2 separate regions of the Homo sapiens genome follow, and region 1 is linked to region 2. The links are chromatin contacts, found by Hi-C in ENCODE. All regions are on one chromosome and are shown on one strand. Each heading gives the region's core, a stretch centred on a gene start or an enhancer-like site at or near the end of the contact. The rest is flanking DNA. Distances are from core to core; before and after follow the strand shown.

Region 1 (3,491 bases), core at 947-3,446, 300 kb before region 2:
GCCTGGTCCTAGGGGCTCAGCCCCAGGCCTGAGCCCTGGCCCCAGTCCGTCCCGGCCAAGGCTGCCAGCCCTCAAACCAGCAGCCTGATCGGCCGAGTCTTCATTCACGACAAGATGGGATGTCAGGTTGAATACATTAGTGTCAGGCTGGAGGAGCAGGACAGAAGCTCCCCTTAGCCCTGGTGGTACTTCCTCTCTCCCGCACTGTTCTCCCTCCAGCCCTTTGCCCGTTATCTCCTTCTTCTGACCGCGCCCCCCCTCCTCCCATCACTCCATCACTCTGAAGGGCGAGCTTTGGCGAGAGGGGGCTGGACCTAAGTCCTTCCCATCCTCTCCCAAGGATTTTGGGGGTGGGCAGAGGGCACAGCAGGGAGAAGCCAGGCAGCGAATTAAAGTTTGTGATTGTCAGCATCAGGAGAAGCTAAATAACCCTGTAACTAGTATGAAGGTGAATTCACGGTCTGCTGCACATGGAGAATATGAGTGTCTGCGAGACAGGGAGAGTGCGCACGGGAACCCGGCTGCCACGGTGGGCAGCCTCCTCTCCAGGGACCCGGGCAGGAGGCAGGAGGAGGGCCACGTACCCGCTTCCCTGCCAGGGAGCAGCTGCCCAGGAGCCCCACCAGACACCTGGGGCAGCTCAGCTCCTTGACAACCTGCTGGCCCTGGCATCAGGGGCCCAAGTAGATATTTGTAAGCACCAATGGTATACACCCATGGACACCAGCCCAGGCCTTGGACTGATCCATATTAACAGCTAATCCTTATTGAGCACTGACTGTGTGCGGGCTGAGTGCTGTGTGACAACAACTCTATTCAGGAAGTGCTAATATGATCCCCCGTCTTTCCCCCACTTTTTAATAACCGCTTTATTGAGATATCATTCATATACCATAAAATTCACCTTTTTAAAATGTACAATTCAGTGGTTTTTAGGATATTCACAAGGTTGTACCATCATCACCACTATCTAATTTTAGAACATTTTCATTCCCCCAGGAAGAAACCCTGTACTCATTAGCAGTCCCTCTCTGTCCCCCACTATCAGCAGACCTAGGGTTCCACTAACGATGATTTCCTGAAGATGCTGGGAAGGTAGAGGGTCAGTGCCTGGGTTCAGGGAGCAGAGCCTGTAGAAGATGGAGCTGCGGTGTGAACCCAGGTACTGAGACTCCAGAGCTGGTGCTCCATGAGGGATTGCTTGATGTCCTGGCTAACCCCCACCCCACCCCTGACACACATGTGCCTATCATGTGTGTCTGACAGTTCAGGCTCAGGCGTGTACATACACCATCCAAACACCTAGACTCAGGCAGCAGCACACGTGTCTTCTCCCCAAGTACGCTGGCAGCTCCACATAGAAAACCTCACACCTCCCATAAGGACAGCGGGCCTCCCCTCCTGGGACCCCTCCCTTGGCTTCTCCCCAGCCCTGCTCCTAGAAGGGAGGCTTGGAGCAGGAACCAGCAGCAACAGGGTAACTGAAGTAGCCAGAGAAACCTAAGTGGTTTCAGAGCTTAAAATGAGAAATCCCATATCTTCTGCAGCTGATCATTGTAACTGAGACAAAATGCCAACCCAACATTCCAGAACAGGTCCCCGCCCGGGCTGGGGCCACAGGCTGGGCCAGGCCCACAGGGCAACCCAACTAGCCCAGGTCCCTGCTTCATACTCTGTGTGTGTGTGTGTGTGTGTGTGTGTGTGTGTGTGTCTCTATCTCTCTTTCTCTCTCTGTCTCTCTTTCTCTCTCTCTCTGTCTCTCTCTCTCTTTCTCTGTCTCTGTTTCTCTCTCTCTCTCTGCCTGTCTCTCTTTCTCTCTCTCTGTCTCTGCTTCTCTTCTGTTTCTTCTCACCTTTTTCTTCCCACCTACCTCTCTCTTCTCTCACACTCCACGTTTCCACCCCAAAACTTTTTTTTAAAGTTTTTGTGGCCACACTCTTGAACTCACAAAAACTGGGAAATTAATGTGAAACCGTCGCTGCTTCTGATAAGAGAAACCTACAAGGGTGAGACAAAGGGGAAGGGAGACACAAGAGAATCAGTCTGTTGGATTTTGGTTTGGGGTTTTTTCCTCCTTCTCTCTCCCTCCAAAGTGGAGGATCCGGCCGGGCCAGTTTGGATATTTATTAAGAAAAAGCCAAAGATAATTAACTTTTTTGTTTTTGTTTTGTTTGCGGGTGCCTCCCCTGCTGGCACTCCTGGCTGCCTGGCAAATTAAACCTGCTCCCGGCTCCCTGGGTGCTGGGCTGCCAGCAAGACTTCTGCCGACTGTCCTGGATCTGCCAGGGCTGCCAGCTGCCCACCCAACAACCTACCTTGGCTTTCAGACCTTGGGTCACTTTATGCCCCCACCGATGCCACATCCCCAGGCTCTACTGACTCTGAGAGCACCTTTTAGAGCAGGGTAAGTGGGATGTGGGGGTTGGGGGAAGAGGAGGGGCTACTGTTTGGGGTTGTGGCCAGCACTTCCCTAAAAGGAAATGGGGGGAAAGTGTGATCCTCTCCCAGGGCACAAGGGCGTTCCTCCTGGCCAGTTCAGGGCCGTTGACTTCCCAGGAGAGGGGAAGGAGAACGGAGGATGAGCTGGAAGTGCAGGGAGAGGCCAGATTTGGGCCATGTCGATCCCCAGCTCTTCTCCCCGAAGGCTGGTACCCTGCCAGGCCTCATGGGCCCCTGAGAACGCCCTGGAGCAAGCAGCCTCTGGGCCATGGAGCCATGTGTGATACCTGTCCACCCCCAACCCCAGGCTCCATCTTGCTCCCACCCCCAACCCAGGCCAGGCCATGGGTGGGGGAGCGGTGGGGGAGCTGAGTGGCTGGAGAGCCAGTGCTTGGGTAAGAGCTGGCTGCCTCCGGTCCGGTCCGCTGTGCTGGAGCCACACAGAGCCCTGAGGCCAAGCTGTGACCTAAGCCTGAGCCCAATTCATGGGCCAAGAAGGTGACACTGGGAGTTAGAGGCTTCCTGGTATGAGACAGAGCTGAGGACTTCTCAGGAGCCAGGAGAGCCCACGAGAGGAAGGCCAGTTTGGAGGAGCTCGCTGGGGTTGGAGGTGCGGCTTGCCCCTCTGTTAAGCCAGTCCCCCTCAGCCCTCCCCTGCCAGGGACCCTCCTTGGCCCCTTGGCTTCATCCCCAGCTGGACAAGTAGGCAGTGATGGTGGGCCTCTTCCAGGTGGGGAGCCTGCTTCGGAGCCGGCCACAGAGAAGAGGGCATTTTTCAAGGATTTTGCTGGCCTTTCTTTTTCTCTGAAATATAAGGATGTGCAATTTTTTTGGTTTCAATTTAGCATTGGAGAATTTTATAATTTAGTAATTAAAATCTCTGATAGGCTTTAGAAATTGCGGCTAATTGAATTTAATGGGAAGATGATTTTCAATTTTATTTGATTACCGGGACCCCTGGCATCGGTATTTATGGGAAAAAAATGGGAAATGTGCTGTGTGGGCTAAGATGGCATAATTGAATTAGGGATAATCGGATTTCTCCGTCATGA
Region 2 (3,365 bases), core at 623-3,122:
ATTTTATGTAGAGACAGGGTTTCGCCATGTTGCCCAGGCTGGTCTCGAACTCCTGGGCTCAAACGATCCATCTGAACCAGCCTCCCAAAAAGTGCTGGGATTACAGGCCTGAGCCACTGTGCCCCGCCTTAATGTTTATTGAAATGTCTGTTAGTATTCTCAGAATTACTACCACCAAAGGACAAAGTTACTTCATAAGCGCTTATCAAGTTAACCAACACTGCAACAGTTAAGCAATCATTTGGTCAGAGCTTAGCAGAAATTGAAAAAAAAAAATCTCTAGAGTTAAAAGAAGGAGAACTAAAGGAAGAAACCAAAAACAGCTGCTATCGTGGTAGCAGCTGAGAGCACAGCTGGCCTCACCAATTTCTCGATGAAATCATCCACAGCTTGCCCAGCCTTCACCAGGAGGATGATCCGCCGGGGCTTCTTCAGCTTGGAGACCATCTCTTTCAGGGACTGGGCACCCACCACTTTGGTTCCCTTTGCCTCATTGGCCAAGAAATCATCAACTTTGGAGACAGTCCTATTAAAAGCACAGACCTAGAAGGACAAAAGTCCTGAGTAGGAGATCCAGGACACACAAGACTTTCAGACTGTGGCCAAAGTAACAATGACCTTTCCATTCAACCCAAGTTCTGGGGAGGTCAGACCTGCCTTTGCCTTTTCTTCCCCCAGCTGTGGGAGGCTCACTGTAAAGTTATGTCACCTCAGTAGGATGAAAACGGCGGACAACCGAGGCGAAGGCCAACTACCCCCGGTGTGTCAGGTAGAATCCACACCCAACGTGTTAGGACTCAAAATCAAATCCAGGAACTGGCCGGTTCAACAGGCTCTATCTGTTGTTATTGATCATCCTGGCGTCTAAGCCACTTTAACATTTAGAAGAAACATTTTCACTCTCCCCAGATCTCATCAGGCAATCAAGTTAGAGCTCTACACAGCCAGCAAGGGTTCTCCTCCCGCACCCTTCTTCTCTACTTAAGACACTAATTCGTTCATTCGGGCTGTGAACCTCACGGACCCACAGGCACACTCCGCAGGACTAAGTTCGGGATCGGCCCGCCCACGCCTACAGGGTGCTTCTCCTTTCCATACAAAAATGCCACGAGCAGCAACAGAGCACATTAGCAAAGCACGGCCAGGAGACCCGTAAGCTCCCAAACCTATCGCCGGCCTCGGCTAAAGCGCCCGGGAACCAGAGAGAAGACAACGCGCCCACGCCGCTTACCACAAAGCCGTGGTCATTCATGTTCAGAATTAAGTTCTGGCCCATGACGGCCAATCCGATCAGCGCGATGTCAGCTCTAGAGAGGCAGAAACAGAACAAAGGAAAGAGTCAGCACCGCTCGACGCGCTGCAACCCAGGGGTCCGGTCCTTCCACATTTGGCCGTGACTGGGAGTCTGCACTTTCCTCCGCGCCTCCCGCGGGCCCCCAGAAGCCGGGCGCGCACGCTGCAGAGCCTCGGCCGGGCAGGCGGCCCCCAGCCCCGCCCTCGCGCCCGGCTCCCGCTGGCACGCGTCCCGCAGGTGTCCCTGCAGACTCGGCGAGGCCTGGCCGCGCCTCCTCCCTGGCCCTCGAAGGGACCCGCCCCGCCCCATGCCTGCGCGGCCGAGAGGGCAGGGGGCCGGGCCCGCAGGGAAGGAGCTCTGGGCCCGAGACGCCGTAGGGCCAGGGTCACAGAGCCCCAAGTGAGCTCAGGCGACCCCCAGGGTGGGAGGCGTCGGAGAGAACGAGGGAGATCTCGACCCCCAAAGAGTTCCCCGCCCGCTGAGGCCGAGCCGGGCTGCCCCTGGCGAGTCACTCACTGGGCCATGGCGGCGGACAGAGCAGAACCGAAGAGCGGCGACGCGCGGAGGACGAGTGAGGGAAAGACCCGCAGCGGCTCCCTCCAGAAACTGCGGCCGCTCACGCCCGGCTTTTCGGCGCCGGCCAATCGAATGGAAGGGGGTGGAGCCATGAAGCCACACCATTGGCTCTCCCCGACGCCTGTTAGACCATCCGAGGCAAACGTGCCCGCCCACCCCCGGGGGCCGGATCAGTGGAGCGCCGAGCACCTAGATGACATTGCCCCGGCGAGGCTCCGGGCTCCCCGCCCACGCGCAGAGCTTTCCGCTCGTCCCAGCTGCACCTCGGTCCTGCAGGCCGTCCGCCTGGCGCAGCTGTAGCCATAGCAACTCACGCAGGACCGCGCTTTACAGTTTACCAGGCACTCGGACGCCTTTGGCGCGAGCGCCCGTCGCTCCTTCCTCAGGTCACTGCGGTGCACCGTGCGGGTCCGCGTCGTGTCCTCCGCTCCGGAGCAGGGACCGGGCGTGCTCGTTCAGTCCTGTGCGCACTCGGAATGGGGCCGGGGAAGGCTGAGCCTCAGGGCGACCCTGATGTGGAGCCGTGCGACCGCTCACTGCGGTTGAAGAGACCCAGGCGCAGACAGCGCAGGCGGGGTATGTATTGGTTGGAGTATGATGGGGTCAGGACTTGAGTCTTTTACCCAGGCCCGGAGTTAACGGTATTGAACCCCTTCTCATTTTGTAGAGGCTATGTGACCCGCGAGATGGACCAGGTTAAATGCAGAGGCAGATACAAAAAACCAGCCATCTTAAGCCAGACATTTGCAAAGTAGCCAAGCAGCGCTTCTTATCTTACTGAGTCCCTTCTTGCTAGGAGGAAATTGTTATTCAGAAGTTTGAGTTTTAGATTTTTTTTGTTTTTTTTGAGACGGAGTCTCGCACTGTCGCCCGGGCTGGAATGCAGTGGTGTGATCTCAGCTCACTGCACCTTCCGCCTCCCGGGTTCAAGCAATTTTCCTGCCTCAGCCTCCCAAGTAGCTGGGATTACAGGCGCCCGCCACCACGCCCAGCTAATTTTTGTATTTTTAGTAGAGATGGGGTTTCACCATCTTGGCCAGGCTGGTCTCAAACTCCTGACCTCGTGATCCGCCCGCCTTGGCCTCCCAAAGTGCTGAGATTACCGGCGTGAGCCACCGTGCCCGGCCTTTTTTTGATGTCATTGTTGAGATGGAGTCTGGCTGTGTCTCCAGGCTGGAGGGCAGTGGCGCGATCTGGGCTCACTGCAACCTCCACCTCCCAGGTTCAAGCGATTCTCCTGCCTCAGCCTCCCAAGTAGCTGGGACTACAGGTGTGTGCCACCATGCCCAGCTAATGTTTTTATTTTTAGTAGAGACAGGGTTTCACCATGTTGGCCAGGCTGGTCTCGAACTCCTAACCTCAAGTGATCCACCCACCTCAGCCTCCCAAAGTTCTGGGATTAGAGGTGTGAGCCACTGTGCCCGGCCGGTTTTTAATTTTTATAAAGACCAGGTCTTTGCTCTGTTGCCCAGGCTGGAGTGCAGTGGCATGACCA

The links. Hi-C counts contacts between places; a loop is a spot of excess contacts on that map. Pooled maps may share reads with other maps.
Region 1: a loop to region 2 is called in a map of B cell, with 8 times the contacts of the local background. The contact joins the enhancer-like site here to the promoter of PGD in region 2. A Hi-C loop is called at or near these places in 2 of 168 maps with a recorded cell type or tissue (B cell and naive thymus-derived CD4-positive, alpha-beta T cell), 2 of 37 single-sample maps with no recorded cell type and 8 of 50 pooled maps.

The regions. Positions count from the first base shown.
Region 1 is chr1:10,698,301-10,701,791 of GRCh38, reverse strand. The region is part of intron 3 of CASZ1 (castor zinc finger 1); the gene reads left to right. Among named protein-coding and RNA genes, the nearest start is that of CASZ1, 97 kb to the left of the region's middle. RefSeq lists an enhancer at 1-369. Within about 2 kb of position 2,196, at least 5 of the 41 ENCODE cell types and tissues checked have a DNase peak (open chromatin) inside an H3K27ac peak, as active enhancers do.
Region 2 is chr1:10,397,571-10,400,935 of GRCh38, reverse strand. PGD (phosphogluconate dehydrogenase) reads right to left here and starts at 1,872. Exons shown (of 13, transcript NM_002631.4): 1 at 1,811-1,872; 2 at 1,232-1,307; 3 at 364-543. The coding sequence starts at 1,818. RefSeq lists silencers at 1,106-1,282, 1,375-1,694 and an enhancer at 2,175-2,484.